2 separate regions of the Homo sapiens genome follow, and region 2 is linked to region 1. Evidence: read pairs that join two places in POLR2A ChIA-PET (ENCODE). Cell type or tissue: PC-9. All regions are shown on one strand. Each heading gives the region's core, and the rest is flanking DNA. Links, peaks and the distances in the headings are about the cores only.

The links. Peaks named below come from ENCODE experiments on the same cell type or tissue, not always from the same donor. Only the 100,000 strongest peaks of a DNase experiment are listed, where the experiment ranks them.
Region 2: POLR2A ChIA-PET joins it to region 1 with 5 read pairs; 2 of 35 experiments call an interaction of 5 or more read pairs at or near these places.

Annotation. Positions count from the first base shown.
Region 1 is chr1:246,099,510-246,107,131 of GRCh38, forward strand. The region is part of intron 5 of SMYD3 (SET and MYND domain containing 3); the gene reads right to left. Among named protein-coding and RNA genes, the nearest start is that of SMYD3-AS1, 5.3 kb to the right of the region's middle. In PC-9, for the core only: no CTCF peak of the experiment used is centred there; no DNase peak of the experiment used is centred there.
Region 2 is chr1:246,302,766-246,310,387 of GRCh38, forward strand. The region is part of intron 5 of SMYD3 (SET and MYND domain containing 3); the gene reads right to left. Among named protein-coding and RNA genes, the nearest start is that of SMYD3-IT1, 16 kb to the right of the region's middle. RefSeq lists enhancers at 2,921-4,120, 3,184-5,283. In PC-9, for the core only: no CTCF peak of the experiment used is centred there; no DNase peak of the experiment used is centred there; H3K27ac peaks cover 820 bases.

The DNA.
Region 1 (7,622 bases), core at 1,766-5,765:
CAATGGGGCTAAGAAAAACTAGTGATTGTTGAACACTGGATTCACTGACAACTGGAGAGAAAAAATTAAAATTCCAACATTATGATGTCAATAATAATTTCATCTGCAGCAACATTCAGGAAGCTGATGAGATGATCCTAACGGGTGATTTAAAGTGAAAGGGAAAAAAAACACCCTTGGCATAATTTAATAAGATCTTCAGACTGAAGCATATTCAAGGGTTTCATGAAAGACCTTCTCATGGCCTTTTAATAGCTCTTTCCAATTCCAATTAACTGGTTAAATGCCAATTCTCATTACCTCATCAGAAATCCAAAGCCAGTCTTTTCTGATTAAATCATTAAATAACTGTTAACAGTACAATGACTAGTAAGTATTTATGGACAGCCCAGCACTGATATGCAGCTTTCAGTTCTCCGTGCCAAAGGAAAAACTGGAGTGGGCGATTTAAAATCATAATAAATTCTATTCATCTTCGGAATGTGCTAGGATATATTTATCTAATATATTCACTCTTCTTAATTGTTTTACTGGCACTAATACATAGATTGGGAAGACAGGCATGATGGCTCATGCTGGTAGTCCCAGCTACTTTGGAGGCTGAGGTAAGAGGATCCCTTGAGCCCAGGAGTTCAAGGCCGTGGTGAGCTATGGTTGCGCCATTGCACTCTAGCCTGGTGACAGAGCAAGACTTCAACGCATTAAAACAAAAAAAAGTTTATTTTAGATTAGTATAAGCTTTTCATACTCTCTAAATAGACTGCAGAAATGATGATTAAAAGGGAGTTCATTTTTGTGGAAAAGCCAGGTAGGTAGTGAAGAAATGGGAAAACATGTCAACTGTGACCTGCCGCTGCCTGGCAGCATGACGAGTCAGATGGCCCCACTCAGGAGTCACTCCAAGGCCTGTGGACGTCTCCACTGGGCAATTACCACACCAACAGGCAATGCCTATGTCAACTCATACCAAAGCTCACTTTTTCCACAGATCTGCCTGCAACCCTTGCTTTCCCTCCTCCCTGACTGCTTGCTGACGCTCAGGACTGGACAAACATGGCTCAAGAGACCAGGGTTCTGGTTCCAAGTCCAAGCTTGTCACCATCCTCCCAAGACAGAAGATATTCACCCTCAGAGTTGGAAAAGGTCGGCTCTGCCACGTCCTCTTTCCTTTTGCACTTTTATTTTTTATATTCCTGAGCATCCTGGGACAGAGCTCCTCTGAGAAAATGAATGCGACTCTCCAGAGGACGATCCACAGCAAACCCAAAGCCTCCTTTGCTTACAAGTTATAGAAAGATCCCACGAACACTCTATTCTCTATGCAACTTCTTGTCCATGCAGTCTTACCATGAGGAGGATATTATCATGGAGAAAAACAGGCTTTGACTTAAAAAACAAAATAAAATAAAGCATAATCAACTAAAACTACCATTTAACTTATGCTGTAGGTCACTGCAGCAAAGAAATGATCAAGTTTCAGTATCTTCCAGAAACTAGATAAATCGTCATAGCTTGTTTAAATGAATACATCACTAGTAATATGTATTTTTAGGGGTTTTTTGTTTTTTTTTTTTTTTTTTTTTTTTTTTTTACAGAGTAAGACGCTTATAATATGTGAAGTTCTGTCCACAGTTACCTGAGATGTTAGGGTTAGTTGAGCTTAAAATAGATACTTCCAATTAGAAGCAGCCAAATATAATTTTTTATGTGAGAAAATAACTGCAATGCTAGTATGACCCTTTATTTTCCTAGGGCTAAAGTCAGAAAACAGAAACAAATATAAAAGTATCACATTCATGTCAATGGCTTAGTGAAGACAGGACCTTATTATCCTTTAAATGCTGCTTAAAATGCTCCCAGACTCGCCCGTTTATCTGCTCCTCTTCCAGCAGAGTGTCTGGCACAAAATGGCTGTTCCTTCAATCTCTGCCAATCCCCATCCACATCTTTCAACTGGCAGGAATTTCCCTAATTAAATGCTACCTGCAGTATTTTTATCACACTCTCAATCATCACTGTACTTAAAAGCTTAGCTCATAACTGTCTTTTAATACTTTAAAAAATATGGCTTATGTAAATTTTATAAAAATCATTTAATTGTACATTGAAAATGGTATTTTATGGCATGTAAATTATGTTCATATGCGGTTAGGTTCTTGTTCTCAAGTTATTTCATTTTGCTTCTTTTTCTTTAAAATTTATTCAACACAACAGTTCAAGGAATGAAAAGATTCCCTCTTTTTCTTTAACATCTTTTCACTCTTCCCGGTAGGCAAGCGTAAGATAAACATTAAGTGACACATAAATTGCCTCTTTCTGTCTTTTGAGCTCAATGCCCTGAAAGCAGCCCAATCTCCTACCTTTTATGTTTGTTGGTAAATTTAAACTGAAGAATTAAACAGGATGCAGGTGTTTGAAATTCTCTTTGTTCGGCCTACGTAAATACCTCCATTATCCATTTTAACAATCTATTCCTAAATGCTGATGATTCCCAAAGTTCTATCCGGCTTTAATTTCTCCACAGACCTTTGCATCTGAGTACATAACTGCCTGCTAAAGATCTCCAGGCACCTCATATGGTTTCTGGAGCTGAACTCATCATCCTTCTTCCCAGCACGCACAGGCTCTTAGCAATGCTTCCACTATGTACGTAGCTCAAGCTTGAACCTGTGTCACCTCGAACTCCTTGCCTCTCTCCTACTTTCTGACTTGAATCCACCTCGATGTCCTACCAATTTTACTTTCTATTTATTAACTCTTTAGTCTGTCCCCAATATTGCTGCTCTAGTTCAGATTCCAAATATTTCTCACCTGAACCACTGCACCGTCTCTCAGGTGTCTCCCTTCTTCTCTACATCTCAGATCCCCTTCTCCATAATGGCCAGCACAATCCCACTGAAACTCCATTTGGTTGCTTACTTCTCCATTAAAGGGTAAACCCTTTAATCGCTGTTCCTCTCTTTCTCACTCAACCACAAATTCTCACATGCCATATAGAACCCAGCCTCTGAGAATCTGGCCCCAGCCATCTCTTCCTCTAAACCCTACAGTCCCTTCTTGGAATGTCTCTCTTGTTTTCACCGGCTAGCACGTTCTCATCTCCTAACAGTATTCTAGGCCAGGCATGGTGGCTCACACCTGTAATCCCAGTGCTTTGGGAGGCTGAGGCAGGAGGATTGCTTGAGGCCATGAGTTGGAGACTGGCCTGGCCAACAAAGTGAGACCTTGGCTCTCAAAAAAAAAAAAAATAATAATAATAATAATCCTACCTACTCCGGAGGCTGAGGTGGTATTAAACCCAAGTGTTTAAAGCAGCAGTGAGCTATGATCATACAAGTGCACCCCAGCCTGGGTAACAGAAGGGGACCCTGTCTCTATCAAAACAAAAAACAAAAACTATTCTCCTTCACTGACATTCATGGCCCCACATTCTCAGCAAGATTTGCTAATTTTGCTACGGCTCCTGTGAGCCTATCCACTCCAACCACACTGCTGTATTTAAGTGCCTGTCCTCCACTTTAAAACGTGAGCTACCTGAGGGCAGGATTTATGTCTTGTATTTCTATCCACAACTCATAATACAATGATTCTTACAAGGTAAGCTGTCAATAAATATTGAAGAATGAACAAATGAATATAGGGAGTTCAAACATGAGAACTAAAGGTCTATATCAGAAAACTGTCAGTCAAGATTCTAGCTGTTATAATACAGAAGGCCCCATCACATTCCCCAAGACAAATTTATATTTTCCCACTGTCCTTAATTTTATTTCTTATACTCTCATTCCTGAAATAATGTTGATTATTTTGAGAACAGAATATTAAGGCTATCGAGAGTGATGCTTCTCTCTCCTCTTGGATGCAAAAATTATCTGTATCTTCATCCACAGGAAAACATGTCCCTCCCTGTGATTCAGTTTGTCCATGTAAAAAGAAAAAAAAAAAAGCTCGTGCTCCTCACCTGGCCCCCCATCTCTTCCCAAACCCCACTCATTCACTTTCACCTCTGAGACAGCCCTCAGATTTATTCCCTCCTCTAAATTCCCAGAGCCACTGCTATAGTTGAGGTCGTTATCATCTCTTATTTAGACTGTTTTGACAACCTCTTAACTAATCTCTCCCCTTCTAGTCTCTCCCTTTCATAACCCACTCTTTATGCGCCTGGGCTCTAACCAAAACTGATCATGCCTTAAAATCTTCTCATGTGAATAAGAAAAAGCTCAAAATTATTAGTGTGAAAATCAAAGCCTTATACTGTCTTGCTTCATTCTACCTTTCTAACCTCACCTCCCTGGGTGCATTCTAGAACCCACCCATCTGCTGATCACTTCTCAGCAGGTGCTGTGTGCCATCTCTCCTCATTTGTGCTCATGCTTTTTTCCTTTGACTTTATCCCTCTGTCACCCTGAAAACTCCCTACTCATCCTTGAAGAAAACCTTGTTCAGATGGGCCATTCTTCTATAAAACCTTTCAACCTGCCCAATTACAAATCATGACTCTTTTCAGGGTTTCTGTAGCATTTATCTTATACGCCTGGTATGGAACACAAACTATTAGTTCTAGCTCCACTCTAAAATGGGAGCTCCTTTGAAAGAAAAGTCTATGAATTACACATCTTTGAATATTCACTGGCTGAGATAAGGCAAGAACAAGTCTTACCACTGAATTTTCAGGAGCACCTAACAAAGCTCCAAGATGGAGATAAATTTGTGGAATAAAAGAATCACCCACTTGTAAGAGCGAATATGCAGAACTGGGTAAATGAGTTAACATAAAATACTTTGAAAACATAAATATGTCCAAAATGATTTAAACATTTACTGTGAAACATCCCTGGTATACAAAGACTAGAACGGTGCTACTCAGAGCATGCTGTTCACCAGAGACTGTTGTGGATCCACTGTGAAATAAGAAACAAAATAAAAAGAATAAGTATTTAGAAATTTCTACAGCAATGTGACACGGCTGATCCATCAAAATGCAGGCTGAGTGGGCTCGTCTCCTGGGAGAAGGTACTGGCTGGTTCGGGTCTTGTCGAACTTGTGTATAAAAGTGACACATGGGGCAAGAGCTGCAGGCTGGTCATGTTGCAATAGGACGATATTCGTCTGGGACAGACTGGAAATGGGGGGAAAAATAACACAAGCCTTTCGCGAGACAGTTTAAAAAGCAAAGGGAGTAAAATAAGAAACTCCAGTGTACCAGAACCAATTTCCTCATGTTTACCTTCCATATTCGCTTGAGACCTTTCCTCCCCATGATAAAAAAAAAATTATAGATACAGTTGAAACCACCTCTATGTCCTTCCCCAACCCTTGCGTTCCCCCTCCTGCTCCTATATCATTTTTTAAATAGGCTACTGTCAAAGGAAAAGCAGAGCTGGAGAGCAGAGCAATGAAAATATTTTTTATCAGGACTACAGCAACAGGGGGAAAGAGATCTCAGTCAAGACCCCAGGCTGAATCCAAACACAGCATCGGCAAGTGGGAATTTATAGCCAAAGAGGAGGGTGGCAGTCGGTGAATGAAAAATTATTAAGAGGCAAAATCACAGGTAAGAGGACATTCTGGCCACACCATCCTAACAGGATTCTTGCCAAAGACAGGCCAAGATGATGACACATCACCCGATGGGGGATGAGGAAGCCGATCAGACACTGAGACTGATCAGATATGAAGGACTGGGGTTCTGGCTAAATTGACTTAGCAGGGTCCTTGCTAAAATGCACAGATGGGCCCTGGTGGGGACAGAGTTCAGGAACCTGACTAAAGTTTAGAAAAGCAAAGAATCTTTGTCAGCACCAAATCCCGTTTAGGAGGATGAAATTTTCCTGTTGAGGATTAGGGTCATGTTTTATTTCACCAAAAAAAAAGCACTAAAAATGAACAATGATCAATGTTATTGTACAGACTCTAGCCTGCTAAATATTATGTGAAAAGGTGCTGTGCCCCCTTGTCTGTGACCCTTCAGCCACAACTCATACAACTCAACTCCTGAACTCCAAGTGAAAGGCCCTGTGCTGCCCCAACCTGCAGAGGGAGAAACACCTTACTGAAATGTCTACAATTTGGAAAGAAAGACTAAAGAGCATGTTGTATGGCTGTAGAAAGAATAACACAGACAACGGATTTATTGCTAATAAAACAGACTAAGAACAATGGGCTGATGAGACTTAACTAAAAAGATGTTTATTCCAATGTTAGAGGTTACCTCAGAGAAGACACACAGAGAAAAGAAATGCCCGAAATGCCAGGTGGAAAGTAATGGGCTTTCCACGGTTAATCAAATGGGCACTGCCATGCCAACGTGCCTCCTGAAATTCAAACCCTCTATTTTTGCATGGCTGCCAACTCATTTCCAAAACATCCACTGCTAATCAAACTTGTTTGGCTGCCTCCTTATCGAAACTTTACAAAACTTTAATTTCAGCCTCATGAGCCCTGCAGCTGTAAATTAATTGAATGAAATTGACAAACATTATGCAGTGAGATAAAGCACTTTCAAAGTCTTTTCCCTATTCAGTTGACTTAGCTGCCCAGCATGCCAGTTTTGCTTGACATGAGTTCAGAATCCCTGGAAACCTTCCTAATCCTACTCTCTAGGCCTTGTGCCTATTCATGGAACCATGTTAACCCATATCCGGAAAATTAATAAACCTCGGATGGGTTTAAGCACTCAAAATACTCCTGATACTTCTTGCCATTCATTACATTGTAGACATCCTTTGCAACAGGAGAATCCTCCTCAAAAGACCACGACGGCAGCAGATAAAATCCCTGAGGTTATAAGCATACAACAAAATGTCTCATTTAAGATTACTGCAGTCTGAAGCCAGGAATTAAATTTGCTGAAGGTGCAGTCACTTATGCCTTAGTTAAATAAAGATAGTCCCAAAACTGATTTCTGAACTTACCCATTTCTCAAAGGGAGTGCAAAATTATCATGATTTTTAAACAGCAAGGCGAGTAAACTGATCGCCTCTGTATCTGCCAACTGAACAAATGAGTCAGCTAATCAGTGGTTACATACATCACACTGACAGAGAGGAGAGAAGACCATTAACTTTCTGAAATGAGAAGTCCTAATATACCGAGGTGCCACAAGTCACTTAGGATTTCCGTGGTTATGAAAGAAGAATTGAAACGTCTCTTCCCTCTGGTGGGTTTTCACAGCACAACTGCCACAGCTTCCAACTGAGGTCTAGTCTCTGACCTTCCCTCTTCATCAATGTTATCAGCATCTGGAAGCCCTCTGGCCTATGTGGAGCCATGGGGACAATGGAGGCAGTTTCAAAGCTTCTGTCTTATGACAGAAAACCTGGGTGTAAAACAACCTCTGATATGAACTACTAAGGGACTTGTATAGATTCCTTAAACTCTCCGAAACACTGTTCTCAACAGCAAAGTGAGGAGAAAAACAGCTCTCAAGTAGGGTTGGTGTGAACGTGAAAAAAGAGAAAGTAATACAAGAGTTGGGCATATAATAGGCTCTTAAAAAGAATTTTGAAGGCCGGGCACGGTGGCTCACGCCTGTAATCCCAGCACTTTGGGAGGCTGAGGCGGGCGGATCACAAGGTCAGGAGATCGAGACCACGGTGAAACCCCGTCTCTACTAAAAATAC
Region 2 (7,622 bases), core at 1,753-5,752, 200 kb after region 1:
GACTTTACAAGAACTGGCAGGAGTTAATAGCAAAAGAATGAGTTTATAGCAACATACAGAACCAATAAGCAAGTCTATGAGGCAGGATCCAGCAGTTAGCTTTGTGACTCAGAGGTTACTTAAATGGCCAAGAAAGTAAAATCAAATCCATACAAAAGGTATGTGGACCCAAGTAAAGGTTTCCTAAACACCACAAATATGTGGGTCTTCTACGGAACACTATATGACAAGAGAAAGAAGAGAGAATTGCGGATATACAGAAAAAGCAATGGAATGAATAGCTACAGCACTGAGCTCCTAACACAACAATAGCTGAAGAGCAGACAGAGTCTATGCTCTCAAGTCAGGCTGCCTGAGTTCCTACCCAGGCTCTCCTACTTTGTTGTTCTGTGACTCCTTTGACCAAGTGTCCTCAAGTATAAAATTCTGCTAATAATAGTGCCTGCTTCACAGAGTTGCTGTGAGGAGTGCATGAGTTGATACTTATTGTGGTTGGCAGAATTTTAAGGTGGCCCCAAGATTCCTGCACCCCTGGAGTACACACTCTGTATAATAAATGAGTGCTGTTTTAAGCCACTAAGATCATACATTCCTCCCTCAGTATTGACTCTAGCACCCCTGTGGATACCAAAATCCACAGGTGCTCAAGTCCCTTAGATTACATGGCATACTATGTGCATATAGCCTGTACCTATCCTCCTGTATACTTTAAATCTATACACTTATAATACCTAATATAATGTAAACACTATATAAATTAGTTGTTATACTCTTTTTTAAATTTTATATTATTTTTATTGTACTGTTATTTTTCATTTCAAACATATTTTATTTGTGGTGATTGAATCTATGAAGAACCCAAAGATACAGATGGCTGACTGTAGTAATTTATTATGCAGCAATAGAAAAATGTGTACAGCGATAAAGTACTTAGAACACAGCTTGACACATAGGAAGCCCTCAATAAATATCAGCTATTATTATTGGATTCTATTTAAGTGTACATTCTGGTACATTTAAAATAGCATTCTAATTACAAAAATTCAGTTTGTCCATATCATGTTTGCTAGCACAGAAGATGCACAGGCAGACAGATGCATCCCAGTGATACAAAGAACTAGGGCAGGCAATTGACTAAAAAATACTTTCTACAACACGTGTATTGAGAGTGATTTTAAAGTGATTTTGTAGAAGGAAACTAATTATTGTGTTCATCTACTTTAGACTGGAATCCAGTTGGAAATAAGTTCAGGATATTCAATGATAGTCTACTAACCTAAAAACAAAATATAACATCACAAAGTTATTTGTAATACATATTGGGTCAACAAATACTTAGCAGAGAACAAAGCATAATAATTTTACTGGTAAATGAAATTATAGTTTTATGTATGTGATAGTATTAAATAAAGATACTATATTTCAGATGCTCGTAACTAAGAAAACAAGCCATAATACAAAATACATTTGCATGAACTCCTATATAGCACACGTACAAAACAAATAGTATAAATCTGTATAAAGCAGGCAGCAAAATATAATGAACTTGAAGTCATTCCCATGGACATAGCCATAATACATATAGAAATTTATTTCAGTTTAAAAAACTAGTTCAAAGCACATTGTAAAAATAATAAACATGAAAGACTTTCAATGTAATGTGTACATATGCCATAAAAGTACATATTTCTCTGAACATTAGTAAATGACCAGCAACTGAAAATATGATAAAAATAGACTTCAATGAATACATAAGCAGGAAAAAAAATAGAGAGGAAAAAGGTATCATAAAGATTTTGATGTTTAGCCTCAAAGCCAAGTAAAGCAAGCCCAAAGCATGAAAATCCACTTACTAGCACTGCTAGAGTTTGGAGTTTTCTCTTTATCCCAAGCATTTATCCCATTAGCCACACAGTCACCATTATCTTTAAAATACACCCCCTGCAGCCTAATCGCTGTACAACTCTTGACATTAAGTTTGAACTTAATGTTCTGTCAATGCCTCTGCTGCTTTCTGAGCCATAGGCTACAAATTAATAACTTCATATGTAAAGAGGAAAAGCCCCATGATAAACCTCTGTGGGCTGCGGCTTGTTTGTTTTTAAAAACTACCAATGAGACATGAAACTTTCATCTTTGTTGAGATTTTTTATGTTCCTGCACTCCATCATTAAGAGCAGCCTTGCTTGCTACAGCCCACCAGGAACAACTAACATATACCTGCTTGGTCTTACACCCTGCAACAGGCACAGAAGATAGAAGCTAAATTCTCATACGATTACTTGGAATAAGGAGCATGTGTTACTTTACAATCTATTGCCTAACATAAGTCCCTTTTCCTGAGGTTGCCATAAGCTTACATGAGAAGGTGTCCTAAATCTCTCACAGTAATGCTGAATCCGAAAGGGTTCGGAGCACTCATTTTGAGGAGCACAGACCTCATTCAGTGAAACAATGATTAAAGATTCTGTTTCATATTTTATTCTAAAATCTTACAAGAAGATACAGAATCGCTTCCAGAAAAATGTTGAACTCCAACAACAATTTAATAGAATTATAGAAAATCTCATTTCAACACAAGCCTCAGCAGAAGAGCTTCCTTGTTATCTTCAATGTAACACAAATCATCTTTTTAACATAAAATATTAGGAATCATGCTAATTTCACAGCTTTGTTACATTAGAAAAAAAAGTTAATGGTCAATTCAGGCTGCATCCATTTTATAATGTACAGATAAGGGGTATTTTCTCATAAATCTGCTTAAAAATGAATATTAAAGAGGGATAACGTGACACCATGTCAAATAAACAAATAAGGATGATAAAGGAAATATAGCTATTTGAAGAAGATTATTTGAAATAACACATGGGCTTCCATAGTCATATTTAGAGAAACATTCTAACTAAAGTCAGACTTTGTATTAATTACCACAGAATTCTTAATTACAAAATCTAACATGAAGGAATAAAAAAACATTTTAAGGTTCCTTTCTTCAAAAAGTACACAAAGTTAGCTTGTCCTACAATTTTCAGTCATTATCTTATCTTAATAAATGAGTATGATATTTAACAGCCCAACTCTCCTCTTTAATTTGCTCTTGATGTCTAATGGCAGCGTTCAACCATGACAAAGCAAAATTACTAAAGTTCTCACCTTCAAGTTTAGAAAGAGCTATTGTTGATAGGTGAGCCATGTACTCACACAACTTACAGTGGATTTGCTGAACTCTCTTGGTGGCACCACAAAATATATTTCTGCTCCTGTCTTCATTACAAATCAAAATTGAAGGCTTATACAAATTTAAGCTGCATTAAAAATATTCAACAGGATCCCAGCACATTGGGAGGCGGATCACTTGAGGTCAGGAGTTTGAGACCAGCCAGGACAACATGACGAAATCCTATCTCTACTGAAAATACAAAAATTAGCAGGGCGTGGTGGCGCCTGCCTGTAGTCCCATAGTCCCAGCTACTTGGGAGGCTGAGGCAGGAGAATCACTCGAGCCCAGGAGGCAGAGGTTGCAATGGGCAAAGATTGTGCCACTGCACTCCAGCATGGGTGACAGAGCAAGACTCCGTCTCAAAAAAAAATTCAGCGGGGTGTATCTTCAAACTTTGTGCCATTTTTTCCCTTGAAATAAAAAAAAAATTAGAAACTGGGACAGATATATTTTTCCTATTTGAATGCTCATGAATAAAACTATATTTTATACTCTAAAATTATAATACCTTAACAGCATGGTGGAACCACTAACAGATATGGCTTTTCAATGGATAGTCACTTTAGTACTTTAGTATAATACTTAAGAGATCACACAATACATAAAAATAAACCTCTATCTCCAATTTATTATGGTATAAGTATTACCAAAATTAAATTTGTACACCACTTTTAAGGTGTAATATTGTAAAACTCTGCACTACAAAGAATTAATTGAAGCAAACTCGCTCAGATAAGATCATTTTGACCTCTGTTCTTCACGCTAGACATTTTCATTACAGAACAAAACAGTCACAAGTTTACTAATCCTAAATGACTTGGCAAAGCCAATCCTAATGACAAGGATTTTGCCGAGTCATGTAGGATTTAAGTGACTCTGTGGTTCCTGGTGAGATACAGTACTTCAAAACACACTGGCTGATCCTCAGACCAATGACCTGACATCAAGTCAGATGGAAGTAACTTTGAGTTTCAAACATAGGGGAGGATGGGTTTTTCTTAAGAATGAAAAAAAAAACAACTCAGCTTTTCATTCAGAGCAATATATTCTGAGAAACAACTTATCATTTTGGTAAAAACAGGAGAAGCCTAATCACTCAGCTTCTACTCTGGAGTATAAAATAGTTTTCACACTTTTAGTCCACATGAAAAATAGCTCCGCTGAATTTCTAATTGCTGTATTTAGTGCTGAATTTGTCCTTTTATATATTGGCCACCTCCTTTTTGAAACTCTCTTCTTTTATAGATCTCAAACCACCTGAGATCCCAAATCCTGAGTCACCTTAAGTGGCTCTTTCTCTTCATGTCTTTCTAAAAATCCTTCTCAGTTTATTCTGAAAAGCAGAAAACAAAAAGCAAAATAAACAAACAAAGGCCTACAGCCACGTTTCCCATTTGAAGAACCCTGCTCTCATAAATTAGGGGATTCTTTTTTTTTTTTTTTTTTTTTTTTGAGACGGAGTCTCGCTCTGTCGCCCAGGCTGGAGTGCAGTGGCGTGATCTCGGCTCACTGCAAGCTCCGCCTCCCGGGTTCACGCCATTCTCCTGCCTCAGCCTCCCGAGTAGCTGGGACTACAGGCGCCCGCCACCACGCCCGGCTAATTTTTTGTATTTTTAGTAGAGACGGGGTTTCACCGTTTTAGCCGGGATGGTCTCGATCTCCTGACCTCATGATCCGCCCGCCTCGGCCTCCCAAAGTGCTGGGACTACAGGCGTGAGCCACCGCGCCCGGCCAAATTAGGGGATTCTTATCAGGAAGAGAAAGCAGCACGAGGAGGGCTCACAAAGGGAAGTGAGGCTCACTAGAACAGCCCCAGGCATAAATTGCAGGGGAAACCTGAAATCAACTGCTCCTAACCCAAAACAGGCACGTCCGTCAAGCATGAACCAGCAGCAAGAAGCTCCTTGGCATCCAGTCACAAGGATCTAATCTCAACTCCAGGTACCTCGGTAGCCTATTTGCAATGGTGACTGTTAAATTCTAGGAAGTCAGCACTGACTCTTCCACCTACAGTATCTTCCATTAAAGGCCAAATCAAATGATCTCCCCACTCCAAATCTCCATCTTAGGTCTCCGCATCACCATTATCGCAGTCTGCTGGAGAATACTGTGAGCACCTCCATGTACTGAACGTGGAAAGCAAGATTTACAAAAAGAAGGCAGCACAGTTTTGCTTTCAACGAATCTTCAATATAACTATATTTATTTATATATTTCTTTCATTTATCCTACCAGACAGGGCGGAAATGAAGTCTTAATTATCCTTATTTCTCCACATGGTGCTGTGAATAGAGTCAGTACAAATTTGTTGAACTGAAATTTATTAAACTGGTTCTTTCTGACCTAAAAGAGCCAAGTAAGAATCCCACTGCTTTGTTTTGGCCCTATTTGTCCACTTTTTCAATATGCCATAGAAATAAAAGGATGACAAGTCAAACCAATTTTCCCCCACTTCTTTACTGCAAACAAATAATACTAAATATTATAATAATATAATACTAAATATCACAGTGATATAGAGAATGAGGGAGAGAGTTTCGTCCCAGAAGAAGGCCCTCCTAGCCGACTACAACAGCAATCTCTAGAAAAACCCCCTACCAAACTGACAAATTCAAAACAGCAATACCATATGATACTTAAGAGGAAGAATGGTTCACATTTACAATTTATGATAGCACAAAGGCACTCCAGAATTTTATGTTCAGTGTACTGAATAGAAAGCAGCTGTTAGGCAAAGCATGATTAAATGACTTCAATATGGGAGAATTAATCACATTTTCTTATACTCGGGATTCTGCTGTCACTCAAAAATAAAGATGGAAAGGACTGTAAGGTCAGTATTTTTAAAAACAACATCAAAATGGGCACCTAAACTAGTATCCATCTAAAAAATGTAAAATGACTCACAGGCCTAAGATAGTAAGATTTTATTATCCATCTAAAAAATGTAAAATTACTTATGTGCCTAAGATAGTAAGATTTTATTATCCATCTAAAAAATGAAAATTACTTATGTGCCTAAGATACTAAGATTTTAAAAGCTTATTTGCACTAAAAGTTTTTAAGAAGCATCCGTTCTGTATTAATATAATTAGTAGAACATCAAAGGTGCCTCCAAAACCAATATGTATTTTTTAATTGTGAAAAAAAGTTTAATACTAGCAATACTAAAAAAAAGTTAAAAAAAGCTTAATTGTTAAAAAAAAGTTTAATTCTCATTTAATTTTCATTTCACAGACTAGGCTACAATTCTAGCAAAACAATGCATTTATCAAAATACATGATCACATTATGCCATGGATGGGAAAACAGAAATATAAAATACATGCAGACAAGAAAATAAAAGCAGGCACTTGGATTATCATACTCCTCCAGCCAGACGAAGGTATAGTGAACTAGAGAGTTCACCACAAACAGGAATAGAATAACCAAAAACTCCAATACATCAAACATGTCAGAACTGAATGGCTGCCTGAAAATGAATGCCCCTGAAAACACTATCCTTACTTCCTCTGTTTACCAGGTAGAAAGTTTGAGGATTCTATTTTGTTTCTCATACTCTGTGTCTACTGTGGTCAATCAAAAAAATCTACTGAAGTTACCGGGCTTTGAAATTACATTCAGAAAAAAGCAAGCTGGACTGTGGGATAGGTATTTATCAATGAAATGCTCCCAAGGACACTAATGAGGTTTTAGAAAAGAGGAAGCCACTTGCTGAGACATTGCCTTCACGGCCAAGAGTCTTTACTAGCCAATTCCATAGCACTCTTCCTATGAATTATAATTTAGAAAGGCAGATCCCACCCAATTCTAGAAATATAAGTTCAAATAGGCCCTAAGAATCTGGTGAACTCCATTTAAAAAATGATTTGTCTCTGCAAAAGAAAAAAGAAAAAGATTTAACTGACTGCAAATGAGCTTTACTTTATGGAATACCAGACACTACATGAGGAAATCTAGGTTTTTAAGACAGAGCAATGAGCTTGCCAAAATAAATCTTCTTCCACAAAAAGGTTCATAATAGAACCCTGTTAAACTCTAAATTTTCCTAGTTAATATAACCTGGTATATTATTTATAAACATTATAAGCAATGTTTTCAGGAAAAAAATTTGCTGTACAATACAGCACTGAATTCTATGTTTATCATTTTGCTATAAAGATAATTAGAAGTAATTAGTAACTTGGCAGCTCCAATGAACAAGACCTGCTTTTTTCAGAAACCATTAATCCTTTGATTCTTCATAGAGGACAAGAGAAATCGGAGGCAAGTCTACCTGAAAAGAGAGAATGACACGAATAGACTGGAAGAAAAGAGCTCCAAAATGTCTGGAGGTGAGACACTGACATTCATTTTCAGCAGCCATTCAATCCTGATGGACTGGAGCTTTTAGCTCTTCCCA